Regions from separate parts of the Mus musculus genome. Here regions 2, 3 and 4 are each linked to region 1. Evidence: chromatin loops called from intact Hi-C (ENCODE). Cell type or tissue: left cerebral cortex. All regions are shown on one strand. Region 1 holds the start of 4930524O08Rik (RIKEN cDNA 4930524O08 gene). Region 2 overlaps Rasgrf1 (RAS protein-specific guanine nucleotide-releasing factor 1). Region 3 holds the start of Rasgrf1 (RAS protein-specific guanine nucleotide-releasing factor 1). Region 4 overlaps Ctsh (cathepsin H).

The links. Peaks named below come from ENCODE experiments on the same cell type or tissue, not always from the same donor. Only the 100,000 strongest peaks of a DNase experiment are listed, where the experiment ranks them.
Region 2: a loop joins it to region 1, with 7 times the contacts of the local background. A loop is called at or near these places in 38 of 42 quality-filtered maps.
Region 3: a loop joins it to region 1, with 4 times the contacts of the local background. A loop is called at or near these places in 6 of 42 quality-filtered maps.
Region 4: a loop joins it to region 1, with 9 times the contacts of the local background. A loop is called at or near these places in 37 of 42 quality-filtered maps.

What each region holds. Positions count from the first base shown.
Region 1 is chr9:89,825,171-89,830,170 of GRCm38, reverse strand. 4930524O08Rik (RIKEN cDNA 4930524O08 gene) reads right to left here and starts at 3,652. Exons shown (of 6, transcript NR_040735.1): 1 at 2,934-3,652. In left cerebral cortex, CTCF peaks have their summits at 2,730 (motif pointing left) and 2,932 (motif pointing left); DNase peaks (open chromatin) are centred at 2,737 and 2,944; H3K4me3 peaks cover 444 bases; H3K27ac peaks cover 510 bases.
Region 2 is chr9:89,971,726-89,976,725 of GRCm38, reverse strand. It overlaps Rasgrf1 (RAS protein-specific guanine nucleotide-releasing factor 1), which reads right to left. Exons shown (of 27, transcript NM_011245.2): 9 at 1,843-1,961; 10 at 1-42. Among named protein-coding and RNA genes, the nearest start is that of Rasgrf1, 64 kb to the right of the region's middle. In left cerebral cortex, a CTCF peak has its summit at 2,753 (motif pointing right); DNase peaks (open chromatin) are centred at 2,600, 3,929 and 4,180.
Region 3 is chr9:89,905,779-89,910,778 of GRCm38, reverse strand. It overlaps Rasgrf1 (RAS protein-specific guanine nucleotide-releasing factor 1), which reads right to left and starts at 1,004. Exons shown (of 27, transcript NM_011245.2): 1 at 506-1,004. The coding sequence starts at 781. In left cerebral cortex, no CTCF peak of the experiment used is centred here; DNase peaks (open chromatin) are centred at 993, 1,143 and 1,933; H3K4me3 peaks cover 2,134 bases; H3K27ac peaks cover 1,833 bases.
Region 4 is chr9:90,075,078-90,080,077 of GRCm38, reverse strand. It overlaps Ctsh (cathepsin H), which reads right to left. Exons shown (of 12, transcript NM_007801.3): 12 at 3,983-4,396. The coding sequence ends at 4,321. Among named protein-coding and RNA genes, the nearest start is that of Ctsh, 23 kb to the right of the region's middle. In left cerebral cortex, a CTCF peak has its summit at 2,986 (motif pointing right); a DNase peak (open chromatin) is centred at 2,985.

The DNA.
Region 1 (5,000 bases):
TGGAATAAGTACTGACACTGACAAAGATAACTCGAAAGCTATAATAGGATGTTAGTGCTGAACTGTTATCAACACACTGGCTGACAAGTGCTCTCAAGTTCAAAAGAACTGATGAAGATACATCTTTGCAAAAGAGAACCTGAATTGCATTGAAATCCTATAGTGTATATATATATATATGGATCATTGGTAGACATTTACCCCAATTGGTAACTATATAAATGGAACATAAAATGTCCTCCCAGAGGCCCACGGGATTGGACACCCGATCCAGGGCTTCTGGCACTCCTTGTGGCGTTTGTAGAAGCTTTGGGGATGTGTCTGGCTTCCCCTGTATGGGTCACTGAGGTGAGCTTTTGACTAGTATGGTCTATCTTTAGTTTTGGTCTAACTTTTGGCCTCCTGATCCATCAGATGCTGGAAGCTGCTGCTTCACCATCAGACCCTGATGCCTTCCCTATGTTGATGGTTGTGCCTCTGAAACTGGGAGCCCAACTGGACCTTTCTTCCCTTACATTGCTTTCTGCAACGTATTTTGTCACAGCAATGGGACAGTAATGGATATAATAACCATATTAAATATTAATATTCATTTAACTGAAATTACCAACTCTATTTTTCTCTGATGTACTAAGCTGGAGGAAAGATTGACTTCTTTTTACATTTTTCTGACAAGGAAAAAAATGACATTACATAGTTCTTGTCTTATGCAGAGACTATTCAGTGATTAAATGAACATGAATGTCAAAAAAATGTTAGAGTCAAGTCAGGCACATTGGTGCAAAAACAATGTTCTTTTTCCAACTTTTGTTAAGTTGCCAATACTTTCAAGTTTTACAGAAATTATATTATGTGATTTTTTTCCCCTTCATTTAAAAGCACAGTCTTGGATTTTGTACTTGGTTTTGGTTTTCTAACCTTTTGTTCAAACAGGCTCCCACCCCTTGAAAGTGAGCATGTATACAGATACACAGACACACATAGAGATATACACACAGATACATACACTTACACATGCAAATCCACACAGACACACAGATACACATAGAGATATACACACAGAGACACACACTTACACATACAAACACACAGAAACACACACATACATACAGATACACATACAGACACACAGACACACAGACATACAGATCTATGGACACAGACAAACATACACATGGAGACAGATACACAGAAATAGACAGACAGACACACACACACACAGAGACACATACAAATAGACACATACACACACCTTTATAAGCTTCAGGTCCCACGAAAAGTGGAAGGGCCCTAGGATACCCTTTCTGATTCCAGACTAACCCATCTTCTATGGCACGCCTTCCTATTCTACAGTAGGGGACAGTACTGTCTGTCTGCTCTGGGAGTGTCATCAGCACCCCCTGACTTGGTGGTATGGCGATTGGTTTCAGACTCCGTTGAAGGAAAAAACTACATGTTTTTGGTTTCTGTGGCTGTGTCCAGACACTTAATCTGAGAGTCTGAATTTGAGGGAGGCTGGAATAAACAAACGGTCACTGCCCTGTGGAGCCCAGAGCACCTGAATGGTGAGTACGTGCTCGGGCACTCTTGCCTGTTTTTCATGTGGTCTAGAAGAGATTGCTTCCCTCAGGGATCCAAATATCTAATGTAGAAGAAACCACACACCTTCTCAGGAATCTCCTTGTCACCTTGCCATGGTGAAGGCACAAATCCTGGGCAGCCTTCTGCCCTATGCAGTCACCAGGCTGGCCCCGGCTGTCTCTGGGAGGCTGACTCATGCCAAGGAAACAGATCTGGGAATGTCTACAGAGTTCCTGGTGGTAAGGATGAAGAACTGGGCATAAGTGGAGAGCCGGGACATGTGCAAACGGTGAGGCAGTCACTGAGCCGCTGGAAGAGTCTGGGGTGTCTGCTCAGCAGGTACCCACCAGTTCCTGCTTTTTATGTGAGGGTTCTCTAGAGAAACTGGGGAACGAAGTAATTTTATCCCTGAGAACATCTCTCTTAAACACCATGAACCTCATTGTACCCGACAAATGCAAGCTAGGGAAGAAAGGGTTCACAGGTCAACTACAACAGCAGCAGCTTGTCCCCTTACGTCCCTAAACAGAAACAGATAAAACATTAATTACGTGTAAGACAGTGCTTAGCCCTCTCTCTACCCATTCATTCCTGGACCTACCCCATAAATGGTGCCTCCTGCTTTCTACATGAGTTGGTCTTCCCAACTCAATTCACCCAATTACGAAACTCCTTCATAGCCCCAGGCCAACCTAATCTAAATAATTCCTCATTAAAACCTTCTTCCCAGCTCATTCTAGGTTGTCAGAGTCGACATCACAGTCATTTTCTTTACTTGTAAACAGTGATGGATAATTGGGACAAGCAGAGTAAATAGCAGCGTTACTCTGAGTGACAATCCCTGATGACTGTCTTGGCCTTGTGACAGTACTGTCTGAAGTGAACGACTTGGTTTTAACCCTTGTTGCCTGCAGAATTTTTCACGGAGGCTTCTCTAGATGTTGGAAGCTGCAGACATTTCTGGATTAGATCTGGGAAGCTTCTGGATGGTGGGTCTCCTCTGAGACTACCTAGACTAGCAATTTCCACATCCCAGCCAGAATCCCTGGATCAAAATCTTGTACGAAGCTCATTCTGTCTAAGGCTCGTGGTGGGTATAGGGCTCAGAGGCTCACAGGTGCTCCCTCTTGTGGGGCGGTCTGCAAGTAGCATTCTTCATCCGGGTGTCGGAGGAATATCCGTAAAACGTATTCCTTGGTGGAAGCCATGACTCAATTTAATGGGAGTGAAGATCACAGAGAAGAAAATTACCCAGAATGACTTAGGAACCCTTTGCTTTCTCCTGGCCTCAGTTTCCCTATCTGTATTTTGAGACTGCAGTCTTCCACGCTCTCAACATCCCAAGCACGTACTATATTAAAGCATGATGCGGGCGCCCCCTTGTGGTCAGAAAAGGCCTTGGCTGTTGGAGGAGTTGATGGCGTCTGTAGGTTTACGCAAATGGAGGCCCAAGACAGGCCTTCCTGTTTTCTGCTCGATTTAGTGCTCTGTCTCGAGGTTAGTCTCTTCTCTTGATTGATCCTCATATTCTCACATCGAGTGGAGCATCAGGAGGCCCAAAGAGACATGATGGACAATGTTCCCTTGGCGATGCCACTAACTGCGTGTGATTTTCGCCAGGGCCTTTTACCGGAAGCAGGCTTACATAACTGCAGTGATGGGGGATGGGCACTGTCAGCCTTCAACCTGGCATCTAGGAGGTCTGTGAAATCCCCTGAGGTCTAGGGAGCATTTGTGCAGACCAGCAGTTGTAGGAGACAAAGGTCCAGTGTTTTGTCTGCGTTTCTTGAGGTGGCTTTGCCGCTTTGAGTGCATTAGTGATAAAGCTTCAGGGGAGAGGCCTTACCTTCAGAACGCTCACATCGGGCTCCTTTTTGGTCACCAATACTGAGTAGACGTGCTTTAAAAGCCAAAGAAAAATGAAGAAAACAACAAACAAACAAACAAACAAACAACAAAAAAAGCCAAGTCCCCTAGATCAGAACTGACAACCAGGGCAAATGGTCTCAGCTCTGTATACCTCTGCCTGCTGGTTTTCCTGTCCTGTAATCCCAACGTGATCCCTGGGAACTCCAAAGACAGGAACTGACAACAGGCAGTCCTGGCGGGCTCTGTTAAGCTACAAGGATGGATGATGGCTGGCTTCAGTTTCTAGTCAGTTTCACACTGCCACGGAATCGGTGACCGGTTCTGTCTCCTTTTTGCAAATCATGAGTAGAGGTGGAAGAGGGAGGCTAAGTCACCACGGTTAGTTCACTTGATTCTCACAATAGCTCTGGGAAGTAGGCCTGTTATCACCATGTACTTACAGAAACTGAGTCTTGGAACTGGAGAGTGACTTATCGCATACCAGAAAAGGTGTTGATGGTGGGGCTGTGTGCGTGTCCATGTGAGTATATATGTGTATATATTTGTGTGTGTGTATATTTGCTTATGTGTTTGCATATATGTGGGTGTATGTATCTATGTGTGTGCATTTATGTATTGTGTATATATGTATATGTGTATATATTTATATATGTATGTATGAATGCATGTGTATATCTGTGTGTGGCATATTTTCCTCTAAGTTTTACTATGTAGTTTTTTAAAAAATTTAGCATATGTTACTTAGGCATGATAATGGGTTTTATTATGACAGTCTCTTACATATATAGCACGTATTTTACTCCTAGTCACCTCCATTACCCTTTCCTGTCACTTTGCCTCTCCTGCTGAGCCTTCCTCCCACCCCAGCTAGGCCCCACAATGTTACATTCATGTCTTCTTTACAAAGAGGAACTACTGAGTTTTGTTAGTGTTGCTTACAGAGACATGGCTGCAAAGGTGTTGTTACAGGAGAGCACACACCTTCACTGAAGACAATGTCTAGTCCTCTCCCAGACACCACGGAATCGCTGGGCTTTTAATTGTGATTTGCAGCTGGCCCATGTGGCACTCACAGGACTGACGAGGGGCACTCAGCACCTCAGGAGACATCATGCCCAACTGTTGGAGCCACTGGTGTGTCCACTAGAGCATTCTGAGCACGTCCCCAAGGTGTCTGACTGAGGTCCTTGTCCCAGTTTCTGGACTGAATTTCTGGCTGTATAGCAGTTTCGGACAACCCATAACTCTCCTCTTCAGTTTCTCATTTCCTGGTGACAGGATCTTATCTTGACATTCCCTGGCCCACACCTTGCTTTGATCTGTCACTGGGCTTGGCAAGTCACTCATGCAGAAGTCCACATGTCCTCTCTGTTCCTTACAAGGCCTGGAGACTGGCAGCTCTCCTGGCCCCCCCTCCCTGCACAATAACATAGGGCCACACCCACAGAACAGTTTATCAACACTGGGGCACCAGTGACTTCCCACCACTTACCTGATCCCCACCCCAAGTCTTCTGTATGAGGGTGTCCTGGATACGTGAGAAATTACCA
Region 2 (5,000 bases), 150 kb before region 1:
AGGACTTGCTCTTTTCAGACAAGGACATCTGCATGAGGGAACCTGTAAGAACAGGGGATAGTGGTGAGGAGGGTCTGAGCCTAGCCTCAGATGGTACAGATGGCACTACCCTATGGCCCAGCCTTGGAGGTGGAGGTACAGTCACACGTGGTTGTGGAACAAGGTAGTCCAAATCTCCTGGTTGCTCTTTCCCGCTCAGCCTCAGAGCCAGGGGACTGGGAAAATGAGAGCTCTGTACAGGGTCTCACAACCTCCCAGCCAGGGTCCAGGGTCATGGCAAGCAAAGGGACCCCTGAAAGAAATGGAGAGCCGGGCTGAGGTCCGGAAATGGCCCTGAGTAATGAGGCTGAAGAAATGGGGGCTGGAGGCAGGTTCTGGTGTCTTAGCATGATGGACTGCATAGCTGTGGCCACAGCAGACATCACCAATTGATTTCGGCACTTAGCTTCAGAGCCCAGACTGAGCATGTGATGATCCTAGGTGTAATACGGTAGAAAGCCACTGTTGGATAGAGTAGCTCTCTGTCTCTACTCTGGGTGTCCCACGTAACACCTGCTCTCTAGGTTCCTCTCCTGTTGTCCTCACTGTCCTCAGGGACCCTCGGCACAGTTTGCATTGGGCTCACCTCCCAGCCTCTCTCCTCTCTGTCTTCATCTCTCTGTCCCATAACCAATGTCATTCCAGACCACACTGCCCAGCCTCTCTAGGAAAGCCTCTCTCCCCTGACGTCCCCGCCCCTCTCTATGTCTGCTGCAACTGAGATGTTCATTTGTGACAGGTCTTCTTCTGCAAGGTGAGACTGGTTCTATTCTCTGGGGGCCTTGGAAGCCCATGGGGACTCGGTGTACAGAGGGCAAGGGTCAGTGTTGGCTGTGAGGCTGAACAGTGGGAAGGGCTGAGAGGGGCTCCAGGTCCTGCTCCAGTACAGAGGAGGAAGTGCTTTTTCGGGGTGATATGGCAGCTTCCAGGTCTTTGAGGGGACTGTCCACTCCAGGAGGGGCTTTTTCCCCAAGGCTTCAGAGAAGTAGAAAGAGGCTTCTTGGGAATACTTCTGGTATAGATCATGTCTTGTGCAACTCAGGGAGACGTGAAGACTGGGAACTGCCCCTGGGCTTCCTGTGTCCCAGGTAGACCCTCCTGGGGTCAAATGCAGCCACCATCCATGGAACATAATGTCTATCAGATCTTCCCCAGGGGCCCAGATTCTGATGTACCAATCAGTATAAGCCTCTCACAGAGCTATTTACTAGCTAGCGAACTCCAGACCTGGATGGAGGAGATGCTGGAAGATGATTTGGGGGCAGACATCCATCTGGGACAAAGGAGCAAATGCTGAGTCTAACATAAAACATGGCAGCCGCATAAGGTGACCTTCAAATGCATCACAGCTTTGATGTCTCTAAGCCATCAGGAGCTCAACAGGGCCAAGCCACCCAGACCCATTCTCAGGGTGAGCAGGAGCCAGAAGTGGTTAAGACCCATTTCAATGAGAACCCCTGAGTGCAGGGATCCCTCCCAATACCTCTGATAAATTCTATTCTCAGGGCCAGTGGCTATCTGTCCCCATTCTGTCTCCTACTTTCTCCATGGAAGGACAGGTCAGAGCTTACAACAAAAAGTCCATGGCTAACCTCGGTAGTAGACTCACATTTGGCATGACAGAAGACCAGTGGTATCTGCATGTGTGTGTGTGCATAAGTGTTGCTTCCATGTCAAACTTTTGCATCCCAGCAGTCTAGAACATTCCACAGTCACAGTTGCAGGTCAGTCTACTGATGATGTCCCTGAGTGCCACCCTCCTCTCAGGGACCCCTCAGTGGGGGTGCAGAGCAGCCACCCTACCTTGGCGCACGAAGGTCTGGCTGGTGTCCAGGAGGATCTCACAGCCCTCCGTGATCATACGCTCAATGGCCAGGTTTTTGCGGATGTTCTCGGTTTCACTGACTTCGTCATGCATGATCCTGGGGAGACAGGAAGTAAGAGATATGCTGGTCCACTTTCAGGAGGGGGATGCTCTCTCTCTAGGCAGACCTAAGAAGAGAAGCTAGGGCATGGGGCCCTGGTTAAGAAAGGGAAGGGTATTCGTATCTACTGAGTGCCAACTGTACGCTGGACACTGGCCAGGCTCCATCTGGTTTAATCCCCTGGCAGTACAAGTTGCCAGGTGTTTATTTTAGGAAAAATGAAAGGGAAATTGGCACGTTTCAGTGTTGAGCATTGTAGGATAGAGAACAGATCCAGTCCAGGAGGGAGATGTGAGCCCAGGATACCATTTCTTCTTGTAACCCACGTCTTACTATACACTATTTTCATCCACAAGCAGAGTTCCCCCCGTACTCTTTCCTCAGGCTGTCCCCTCCTGTACTCTTTCCTCAGGCTGTCCCCTCCTGTACTCTTTCCTCAGGCTGTCCCCTCCTGTACTCTTTCCTCAGGCTATCCCCTCCTGTACTCTTTCCTCAGGCTGTCCCCTCCTTGCTGGGAATCGAACTCAAGGTCTTGAGAATGATGCTCTACCACGGAGCTATGTACCAGATCTTTCTGCCATGTCTTTAAACAGCTGTGATTTTAATGTTGCATGGGCCCTGGAATATTATGAGATTTGTGAGTGCCTGCCAATTATGCTGGCTCAGAGAGAAAGACTGGCTTTTTATCTACTTGTCTTCTGGGAGGAAAACAAGCTGTTCGTTTTTTTTTTTTTTTTTTTTTTTTTTTTTTTTTTTTTTCTGTCTTCTGCAACTCTAGTACTGTCCAGGAGATGGTGCCATTTAATTACGTTGAAAAAAGTAACACGTGAGAAAAAAAAAGGGGGACTCTGGCAATTTTGTTCTGGTGGGTTCCCAGGCTTTTTAGGAAAGCAGAGAAGTACTGGGAAGCCGGGTGTGGTGGCACACGCCTTTAATCCCAGCACTCGGGAGGCAGAGGCAGGTGGATTTCTGAGTTCGAGGCCAGCCTGGTCTACAAAGTGAGTTCCAGGACAGCCAGGGCTATGCAGAGAAACCCTGTCTCGAAAAACCAAAAAAAAAAAAAAAAAAAAAGAAGTACTGGGAAATCCCTACCTACTTCAAGAAGAGCACATCTCATGGTTTTCTACCTATTTCTGAAGTACTACAGGCAGTGTCACCAAGAGGGCTGGTGACCACATGTGGTTTAATCTAAGGGTGCTTTGTGTGGGCTATAAAATGAGCAAAACCTCAAGCCTCAGCCAGAGGGCCCTCAGTTGTCCACGTGTGGAACGCTGGGGAGCAGGTGGGGCTCAGCATTTCAGTTTACTGTTTATTTGTTTGTTTGTTTGTCTTGCTTTTTTTCTGGTTTAGCACTCCCATTTTAATTTAAACTCTCTGGGACATCTAGACTGGCTCCCTTCTCTCTAGCAGCCTCAGTTTCTCCTTCTCCTCCACAGAAATGTTTTTCTGAGACACCCAGTTCCTAAAGATGGGGTTCCGTTTGAGAAATGCCAGTGGCAGAGAGAACATTTCTCACGGTGAAGGTGAAGTTGTGCTTGGGCATGTTGGACTCTGAAAGGTCCAAAGGGGGAACTCCACAGTGGTGGAGACATGACAAGGGCAGCCTACCGGGTAAGTTCGGCTTCTGAGGCAGACTGGTGCTAGGGACCTATGTGCAGACATAGCTGCTAAGCTCTTTGAGGGACCGCAGGCCCCAGAAGTGATGCTTATCACTGTGTTATCAGTGGTGCTACAGTGGTGGTTGAGGATAAAATGGCAAGACAAACAAACATCTGGTTCTTACGGAGAGCAGCTGGAGGTGTGGGAGGAGGTACAGCTCTGAGGACAGCTAGTGACTGGGTTGGAGAGGGAGGTGTGACTCCTAGTCTAGCCAGGGCTTGGCTATCTGATGGTTTCTTATCTTGCTAGGTTACTTCCCTTAGCACCCTATGGAGGCGGGTGGGGGGAGGTGAGAGGGTGAGAGAACGCTCCAGTGTGCCATTAAGGTTGGGCTTAGGAGAAGGTGCAGGTACTGGGTGGAAGGAAGAGTAGGATGCATATCTTGGCCTCTCAGGCCATCTGCACCTCAGGCATCTATCTCTCAGCAATGAGGAACCTTAAAGGACATCCTAGGCATTTCCTCTGGGGAGGGAGGGAGGAGCATGTAGGATTTGGACCTGCAGAGGGTTCTTTCTTTTTCCTGCCACAGGCTCTACAGATCTGCAGTCACACACCCCATATGCTTCCCCGGTCCTCCCTCCTGACTCAGTAACTCTGCAGGTTCTCAGAAGGATCAGGCTAGGCAGCTTGTCTCCTGCCGGGCTCAGCCTGCTCCTCTGCTTAGCTTGGAGCTGAGCCCTGCCTGATATCCTTTGCTGGCTCCAGGAAGTTGAGCCTCCCTCATCCTTATTCCTAATCGGCTATGTCTGACCACAGGGCTCAACCTCATGTTGTGACCTCCATCGAGGTTCAGTCCTAGGCTCTGATGTCTTCCTGACTGAAGTCACTCCTGTGGCAATATAGCATGGTGGTTGTCACCAAACTGATGACACCTCTTGATTCCAGACTCTAGAACCCTCCTTTCTGGTCTCCTCCACTCGGGTATCTAAAGGCATCCTGTCTAGAATCATTAGTCTTTTCTCGTTCTCCCATCCAGTCCATTGGGAAATCCTGCTAGCTCTGCTTACAGCCAGGGCAGGAGGGACAGACATTGATGGCAGATGACAGAGGGAAGGGCTCTTCCTCTGAGCTCCATTCCCAATCTAGGCCACTCCCCCCCACACTCCCAGCACCTTAGTGGGGGTGTGTGTGACAGGGCTCCCCTGACTGCTTCTGTTCTTGTGGAGGAAGGCCCACTCTGGACTGCAGGACAGAGAGACGGCCAGGTGAGGAACTCTAGACTGGAGGACCAGAGTGTCCTTAATGGTCACAGCTTTTCCACCTGTCACCTCCTGTTGCTATGGCAACTCCAGCTAGTCACTTGGGAATTCCGTCCATGGGGGGCTCTTACCACCACAATGTTTTTTTTGTTTGTTTGTTTGTTTTTGCTTGTTTTTT
Region 3 (5,000 bases), 81 kb before region 1:
GACCGCGACGCTTCGACGTCTGTCTCACCCTTTCCAAGCCTAAGTGTAAGGAATTTCACATTTCGGGCAGAAGATGGGGACTATCAAGGATGGGGGTGAGGGTGGGGGTTGGGATGGGGCTAGGGGCACCATTTTAAGTCGGACGGTGATGAAATTCCTTGCCCGAGTAGGTCCTTTGGACCCCATCTTCATCTCTATCTCCAAGTTTCAGGCTTCCTGTCCCCGCCACCACCAACACCCCCCCCCCGCCACTCCTACGGGGTTTACCCTGCCAAGGGCGGTCGCAGCTGGTAGCGGCGCCCTACCCGCAGTCCCTGCCTCCTCTGCCCGCACTAGGGTCACCCTCCCAATTTGGTCCAGCCGGTCCTTCCCGCGAAAGATGCTGAGACGCCCTGAATTCTTAGAGGAGAGGGTCAAAGTTCTGTCCCCAAAGCTGGATGGAAGGCCCTGAACCCTCAAAGGCCTTAGCAGGGGCGCGGGAGGTCGGGACGCGGCGCTCCCTCACCTGTTTCTCGCCGGACTCCTTGGAGGAGGTCCCTCGCTTGGGGGAGGGCGCGCGTTTACAGATACTTCCCTCGAGCAGGTAGAGCCCCGAGGGCCGAGGGCTGGAGTCGCTTTCGAAGTAGAAAAGCAGGTTCTGGAGCAGGGCAAACCACTTGGTTTGCCATTTTGGGTTGTCCGCACTCCTCTTGCTCAGGTAGCCTTTGCGCGTGCCGTCCTTCTGTGCCAGCAGTCCCAGGGTCACGACGTGGCCATCGTTAAGCCGGATGGCTTTCTGCATGATGCTAGAAGGCCTGAGAGACTGCTACGCACTTACATCTCAGAGAGGCATCCGAATGCCCCTCGTCGGTGCGCGCTCTGCCGTTCTCTGGCGCTCTCTGAATCGCTCCCTCGCTCTCCCTCGCGCGCGCTCTCTCTCTCTCTCTCGCTCCCCCGCCCTCCCTCGCTCTCTCACACCCCGCCCCCTTCAAGATCTACACTTTGAGATCGGGCGCCGTGCTCGCTCCTAGCTGGACCCTTCCTGGCTGGAACCTCTTCTCTCCGCAGAGCCGCGGGGGCCCCTGGGGATGTTGCACGACCCTCCCTCAGCTAACTGAGGGGAGGGCGGTCTGCGCGAGGGCTGGGGGCAGCAGGCGGAGTCATATGACGCCAATCCCTCGAAGAGCCCGTTTCAGCAGCGCGGACAGGGACACACGCACGCAGCCCCGCCGAGGCGCAGAGCCGCACGCAGGCTGCACCTTGGCGCCTCCTCCCCTCCCCGGACACACACACGCAAACACACGCACACACGCAAACACACACATACACACACACACACACACACACACACACACACACACACGCACGCACACGCACACATACACGCCTACCCCTCCCTCCTTGTTTTCCTCTTCTCTACTTCGGGTGTTCTAAGCCAAATCAGATCAATTTTCGTTCAAGCCAATGGCACCCCGGAGGCTCGCCTCCTCGGAGTTTGTGTTCTTTGCGCCCCGCCGCGGCGCACCTTAGACCTAGGGTCGGCCCCATTTGTCGTTTTTCTCTCCTACAGCTTTCTCTCACCTTCTTTCCCTACTTTATTTTTCTAATTCAAGGTGGATGGAGGAAGGTGGATAGTAAAAGGGATGCACTAGTTTGTTCATAACCGTTCGAGTCTGTTTTTTTTTCTCTATTCCTCGCGGCTTCGCCGGCGACACGAGAATAAAAGGGGTGAACTTGGGTGGGAAGAGGTGACCGCTCCATTTTGAGCATTGCCATAATAACCGGTGTCACCCCATAAACCCCAAGGTCTGGCTGGCAAGCCACTGGTGGGAGTTTTCAGCAAATATCCCAGAAGCCTGAAGGCGGGCTTCAAACACAGGCGCCTGGGACCATGGGAGCCTTCACATAGCTGCGCTGGCGCAATGATACCTTAATGATAGATTTTCCGTTCTTATTTTTAGCTTCAATTCGCCTACACAGTTACACGGCATTTATTCGAGAACGTCACAGCGCCCGCATGCTGCACCGGCAGAGCGCGCGGGCTGCCGGGCCAGCCGGGTTCTGGTGCGGGGAGCGCGCATCGCCGTCTGCCGCAGAGGGCAGCGGCCTCGTTGAAACCGGGAACGGCGCCCGGCGCTGACAGTTTGCAGCCGGGACGGGTGTCCTCGCAGCTCTCTGGAGAGAGAAAAACACACACACACACACACACAAAACAACACCATCTTTCCTCACAGAACCGCGAGAGCCCTTCCCCCTTTAGAAACACACACACACACACACACACACACACACACACACACACACACACACACCATGCACCATAGTCTGGAATGGAGCTATTCCAGTTCAGGGCATAGTGGCCCAGGCCCGTGTTCCTAAATGATGTTAATTTTTCTTCCTCGGGTAATCAAAAGAAAAAGGGCAGAGGGCTAAGCCCCTTCATGCAGACTTGATTTGCACAAGAGAGAGCCTGTGAAATGATTGGAATAATTTCCCCCTTGTTTTCTAATTTTCTCCTTTCTCCTGCCCCAGTCATCTTTTCCCTACCTAGCCCTTCTCTTTTCAGACTGCATCTTGTTATGTAGCCCAGACTGGCTTGAATTCCTGATGCTTCCATGTCAGAGTTCTGACTGCAGGCAGCCACCTAACTTCCCTTGCCTTCTTGTAGAAGCAGAACTTTCAGGATTGAGGTTTTTATGTAAATTCCCTTTAGGAAGCCTGTTGCAGAAAAGGCCAAGGAAATCTCTGGTAAGGGGCCCTATGCTAAAAGCTCTTTGCCACAGGTCAGCCATTCCATTTTCTCTATAGCCTTCAGTGGAGGTTGGGTTTGGGCTCACACACTTAGGGCTCACTCAAATGGAAAGTGAAGGAGTTGGGATTTGAAGTAGATTGAGGCTGATGTAGAGCAGGGCTGTAGGGCTGCATTGAGGCTGGGGTTTATTCCCCAGTGGTCCCGGATAGTCAGGGAGAAAGTATCCCTGCCGTAGCTGAAGCAAAGGTCTGGCCTTCGTTGAAGCTTGTATGGCAGGCAGACCCACAGTCCCTACAATACATGGATCTTCTGACTGCACCTGAGCTGTATAGGCTGGATGGGTAATGTGTGTTCACAGGGCATTTCACCACAGGAGTTTGGAGACTTACTGATGGCAGAATCAATGATACTGCGTTGGGCAATGAATCTCCTGGGATTGCGGTCAGAGGGGATTGTCATTCAGGGGAGCCAGGCAGGGTCTGAGAGAGGTGTGCCAGCCCCAGTGATACAGCCCCACTGCTCTGCAGCTCACTTCTTAGATTTTGATCACTCATTAGACGCATTAGGTGAAGACTATGGGACTCATCCTCTCTCACACACATCTGATTCTGTTGGCTGGATCCTGGAGACACAATTACAAGAAAAATGTAGTCCCTGCTTTCTGGAGCTTGGGCTAGCCTAGGAACTTCTTTGCTCTATAACTCCTAGGATATAGCTAGGGCAGGGACACCCCACTTTCTCTTGGGTCTGAGGAAGGCATGCTAAGCAAAAGTGTCAGTCAGGAGAAGAATTGAGCCCACTTCAGAAGCTCCAAACTCCAGTGTCCTTTAGAGGTTTAAAGTCTGTATTCAGACCTTACCCCAGGCCAGTGAAAACAGAGTCTGGACGTGTATACCGTACTTAGAAACTCCTGGGAGATCCCAACGTGGAGCCAGGGCTAAGAACCATTAAATCTTGGGCCAAGCAGATCCCTGCACTGCCCCCCTCCTGCCCTGGTTAGCACAGGGGTGCTGGGGTCCTATACTTCTGCTAATCCTTGGGTTCTGGGGTTTCCTGGTGAGCTAGACCATGCTGGAAAGCCTGCATTAGCTCCAGGCTGCTGTGCTAGAGAGAGGAAAATGGCTGGAGCCCTGTCTGGAATTTTGATTAGTCTTATGTAAGCTGTGTGAATATTGCTTTTTTTTTTCCTCCAGTGACCACAGGGAGAAACCTGAGACTAACATTTGGTCTCTTGGCAGTCAATGCTCTTGGAAACCACTTAATGACTCTGACTAAGAAGATATCATTTATAAGGCTGGTTCTTGGCTTGTGTAAGAGCCATAGAGAAGGTGGGCATATGGTGTGTAGCAATTTCTCCTAAATTGAAATATCCCTCTTAGAGGGGAGAAGAAAGGCTCATAAGAGCTTGCAAGCCTCTTCTCTTAGAACAAGTCAGTGTCCCATCACAGTGAAGAGACATCATGACCAAGGCAACTCTTGGCATTTAATCTGGAAGCTTGCCCAAAGAGACTGCATCTAGTGTGTGCTTTTAAAATCTGAAGGTACATCTCCTCCAATAAAGCTACACCTTCTTCAACAGGGCCATAGTTTCTAATCTTTCCCAGTCTACCAACCAATGACTAAGTACCTAGCCTATGGGGGCCATTGGCTCTTTCTTTCTTCCTTCCTTCCTTCCTTCCTTCCTTCCTTCCTTCCTTCCTTCCTTCCTTCCTTTCTTTCTTTCTTTCTTTCTTTCTTTCTTTCTTTCTTTCTTTCTTTCTTCATTCAAACTACCATAGCTCTGGAAGCTTGGACCTAAGGAGACTCACAGAGCTCCGGAGGGTTAGGTGAGCAGTTGCTGGAGCGGGTGGTACTGGAAGAGAAGACCTTTGGGAGAACTGCCAGCAAGTCGGGCAAGGAGCTCCAGAGATGCACCCATTATTGGGAGAAGGTGTGGGTTAGTGATATAGCTGCCTTTGAGTTACCCATGCCCTGCAAATAACCCCAGGAATCACCTTGGTCCCCCAAACTAGAGAGTGGGATGAAATTCTTTGGTTTATCATGGCTGCCCTATCTGTAATAAATACATGTTAATTCGTATCGCTCCTCTGCCTGCCAAAATCAGAGAACACAGTATGTTGTCATAGTTGCTCGAAAGGGGCACACTCAGAGATTAAGCACACTGTCCACAGGGGAAAGAAATTAGCCTATTCTCCAGGAAAGGGCAGAGGCTGACTAGCCTCAAATAGAGGTTAACAACCCGGTTTTCCAGGTGGAAAAACTAAGGCCT
Region 4 (5,000 bases), 250 kb before region 1:
AGCGATGAGGTGGAGGAAGAAGACAGACTCCTGAGGGTGGTCCTCTGCCCTGTATACATGCTTCGTGAACATGTGTGTGTCCCCTCGCCCCTTCCTAAATAAAAATATAATTAAAAGCTTAATTACATGTAAAGATGCAAATATAAAATAAAAGGGGGATCTTGCTGGGGTATAGGAGTTTTTCACATATTTCAGATGCTAGACCACCAAGGTTTTGCAAATCCTGTTGGAATTTTCACTTTATTACAAAAGCCTTCAGGATGATCTTTCATTTTTCAGCTCTTAAAAGAGTATGTGTCCTTACGGTTTGCTTTATATAGGGTGCCATTTATGGATAGAATGGTTTTGCTTCTTTGAATGTGAATACCCACCCGTTCTACCATCCTCCTATCTGATTGCCCAGGCTATATATGTCTTAGTTAGGATTTCATTGCTGTGAAGAGACACCATGACCCCGGGAACTCTTATAAAGCATTTAATTGAGACTGACTGACAGGTTCAGAGGTTCAGTCCTTTATCATTATGGTAGGAAGCATGGCAGCATCTAGGCAGGCATGGCACTGGAGGAGCTGAGAGCTTTACCTCTTGTACCGAAGGCAGTTAAGAGAAGACTAACTTCCAGAAAGCTCCAGAAAGGTCTCAAAGCCCATCGCCACAGTGACACACTTCCTCCAACAAGGCCACACCTACTCCAAGAAAGCAACACCTCCTAATACTGCCATTCCCTGGGCCAACCTTACTCAAACCACCACAGTGTATAATCTGCTGTACAGAGCTGGTGAGAGCCAATTCCTGTCTTGTGTCTGTATCTCACCATTTACATGTTAGCCAAGGGTTTTGTTTTCTCTCTCTCTCTCTCTCTCTCTCTCTCTCTCTCTCTCTCTCTCTCTCTCTCTCTCTCTCTGTATGATCAGTGCACAATGTTTGAGACTTTTACATACTACACTTGTACTGTGTCATTGACTGAGCTATAGCCTCACCCAAATGTTACCTTTTTTTTTTTTTAAGTTGCATTTATTTATCAAAAAAATTGGAAGGACTCAACTGGTACACTACTTGTGACAAAGGTGCCATATCACAGCCAGATCTTAGTAATAACTAGAGTATAGAGGGGCTCTAGTTTTGCAATTATTTTGTAAATTTAAAATGGTGTTTTGAAAGAACATGGTAATTTAAATGGAACATAGTAGTTTAAAAGAACATAGTAGTGAGAGTTCAAATTAAAGTAGTTTAATTGTGAATTTTATGACACCTTTTATTGAATGGTAAAAAACATAGGCCAGTAGTGTACACCTTTAATCCAAGCACTCAGGAGGCAGAGGCAGCCTGGCCTATGCAGGGAGTTTTAGGCCATCCAGGGCTAGCTACACAGTGAAACTCCATCTCAAAAAGAAAAAAAAAATCTGTCTTCTATTACTGATGTATGTCTTCATTTCCCATTTTTAAAGATTCTTTGAAGTTAATTATCCTTAATTTATGTACTACCTTAATGGGTGACATTTTATATGTCTTTAATACAAAAATAATCTCTTCTTGATACTTGTTTATAAAGTGGATTTTATCTTGCAGCTGATGAGATGGCTCAGGAGGTCAGGGCACTTGCTGCAGCCAAGCCTAGTGACCCGAGTGGGAGACATAGACCCTTCATTGTGGAAGGCAAGATATCCACAAGCTCTCCTCTGACCTCATGCATGCACATCCAAAATAAATATATTTTTTTAACTTTAAAAAAAATTATGTGTATTGATATTTTTTTGCCTGCGTGTATGTTTGTGTAAAGATATTAGATTTAGGAGTTACAGCTAAGTTATGAGCTGCCATGTGGGTGCTGGGAATTGAATCTGCGTCCTCTAGAAGAGCATTCAGTGCTCTTTACTGTTGATCTATCTCTTCAGACCCCAAACTAAATATTTTAAAATTGACTAAAACCCAGTAAAATTTAAAAACTCTTTACTCCTTCCCCAGGTAAACTGAATATTTTTTTTTTTTTGTTTCGAGATTTTAGTTGGAAATATACTACACTTATATTTCTACTTCTAGCAAAAGTCAATTTACATTAATCTTATCACTTGAGAATATACTTACTGTGCTCTGTGCTTTTTTGGGGTGTTTCATAATTTTCTTGTTGTTGGTTTTTTGAGATGGAGCTGACCCTGTAACCTTGTCTTGCCTGGAACTTGCTATGTAAACCAGGCTGGCCCTAAACTCACAGTGAAAGTGTTGGGACTAAAGGTGTATGTCACCACACCTGCAAAGTTTTTTATAATTTAATTATTTTCTTCATATAACACTTTGGGTAGTTATTCCTAGATACCATTTTGTTGTTATATAGGTTTTTTTCTGATTTTGTTTAAATTTTTAAAAATTTTTAAATTAGCCATTTTCTGAGTTCTTTTCCATTTTCGTTTGTTTTGCTTTTCCATGGAGCTGGGGTTTGAACCCACGGCCTCATGAATGATAGACAAGCATGGTAGCTAGATTGCAGGTTCATTTTGAGCAGTTGTGGTGTCCTTGGACCTTGCTGCTATTTCCTGTCTTCAGTGGGTTTCTTCTCATACCACTCTCCATTGACTTGGGAGTCTTTAATACACCTAGAGTTATACTTTTATTTCATGTTATTTTTTAACTATGACAAAATTTTTTTTAATCATGTTTAGGTCTTTTCAGTATGTGTGTGTGTGTGTGTGTGTGTGTGTGTGTGTGTGTGTGTGTTGGCACTAGAAATTGAACTTAGAGCCTCACACAGTCTTGGCAAGTACTTGACAAGTATATTGACTTACATAGTCTTGTGTGTGCATATGTATATGTATCATGTATGTGCATACGTGTCTTGAGTACACTTGTGTGCTGAGGCCACCAGGGTACATTAAGTACCTTCTATATTGTTTATTATATATGTACATATATAATTTTTGAAAATTATTTTTGTCTGTGTTTGTTTTGCCTGAGTACCTGTGTACCATATGCATGCAATGCCCTTGGAGGCCAGAAGAGGGCAGCAGATCCACAGGACCTGGAGTTACAGATGGTTTGGACCTGCAATGGAGGTGGATGCTGGAAGAGTTACAGAGGGTTCTGACCCACCTGTGGGGGTTCTGCTCCTCTGGAAGAGAAGCCAGCGGAGCTGCCGGTCCAGCCCGCCATCTTATTTTTTGAGACAGTCATCTCTCCTTGCGTATGAGCGTGCTGTTTACGAATCTGCCGGTTTCTATCCCCAACACTGGGTTTGAAGCACACGTGGCCACTCCCAGGTTTTATGTGGGTGCTAAAGACTTAAACTCTCGTCATCCTATGTTCACAGCAGATGTTCTTACCCACTGAGCCACTTCACAAACCCCACAAGTCCTTTTGAGTTTTTGAGACAGGGTCTTACTAAGTGACCCAGGCAGGCCTTGAATTTATGATTCATATGAACGGCCTTGCCTAGATGGTGATGATGATGATGAGTGTGTGTGTGTGTATGTGGGTTGACTTAGTTGTAGTGTCTTATGTAACTAGAACTTTCTAATAGATTAAACTACAATTACATTTGTCAAATTTTGTCATGAACATTTTTTTTCCAATTAAGTTTCTAGCTCTCAGGAGGCCCAAGGGCTACAGCCGGCTGTAGACAAGCCCCTGGAGCTGAGAGGCCTGCAGAATAGCCTCTAGAAGAGGGCATGCGGTGTAGAGGACAGGGGCATAAGGGCTACCCAAAGGAGGGCCTGCTGAGGAAGTGGTGGGGCACCCCTACTGGGAGCCAGTGACAGCAACAGCAGTCACAGAGATAGATGAGATCTTGGCTCTACCCTGGTTGTGCCACATCCTGGCCTATTTGCTCCATTCTTCCTCCCCGGGTTTGGAAACAGCAGAATCTCTAAACCTGCTCTCCCTCCTGGGATCTCCATCTGGCAGGCATCAGCACCCGAACCATACTCCAAGCAAGCAAGCGATGCTTTCTCTGTCCAGAGAGATGGAATTGAATGTCAGTTAGAGACCTACGCCCAGGGAGGTATTTACTGTGTGTTTATTGAATACACAACATAGAAAAGGTAACCATTACAGCTCCCAGTACATGAAGAGAGCTGGAAAGAGAGACGATTCTAGGTCCACGTGGGTTTGGGTCATTAAAAAACCACAATCCAAGCGTATTTCTGGTGATGATGTCACGTGGGTGGGCTTGTCGCTATTCAAGTTTGTCCTTCCTGTCTTTAGGCGTCTAGACTCAGGAGTGAGAGGGCCTCTGGGTGGATTTCCACACAATTTTCTCCAGGGTGGCATTCTCATCGAAGGACCAGTTCCTCCCTTGGTCTGCCAATCAGTTGCCCGTGCAGCCGTGGCTTATACCTGAGGAATGGGATAGGAGGCACAAGCAGCCAGGCCACACATGTTCTTCCCACGTTCAATGAGGAAGTACCTGGGCAGAGAGAAGGGATTGAGGACTGATTAGTAGCATCTTCGCCTCAGAACTTTCTAGAATGTTCTGGTGCAAACCAAAACTTGAGAGATTAGGCCCTCTGTATTTCTTCACAGAACAGCTATTTTATCAGCAGGAAATGACTGGCCGCACTTTGTAACTAAATTCTTCCTTTTTCTCCTTGCATAGCCTACTTCTCCCCGGAATTGATGGAGGTTCCCTTCTTGCTGCTGTCTGGGTCCTCATATAGCTATCTAACAGCCAGTATGGCTTCCTAAAAACAAAAACTCTCCTTCTCAGTTGTGTGTGTGTGTCTGTCTCTTCATCCTGATTCAAAGGGGGTGGGGGTGGGGGCTGTCACTCACTGTAACGAATTCACTGATTTCATTTCTCAGACCCTTCCAGAGGTTGGTTTTGTCCCAGCAAGACGTTGAGGTCTGCCTGTAACCTTCAGTTACAGACCTCATTAGCTGATTAGTGTCCTGTCCTTTGCAGACTTGTTGGGACCTGGGATCCTATGATGGGGAGGGTCTTGCTAACAGGACCTTGGCATGTGAAGGTTCCATTCTCATGTTCTCCTTTCCCTGGCCTGGTAGAGCTTGCT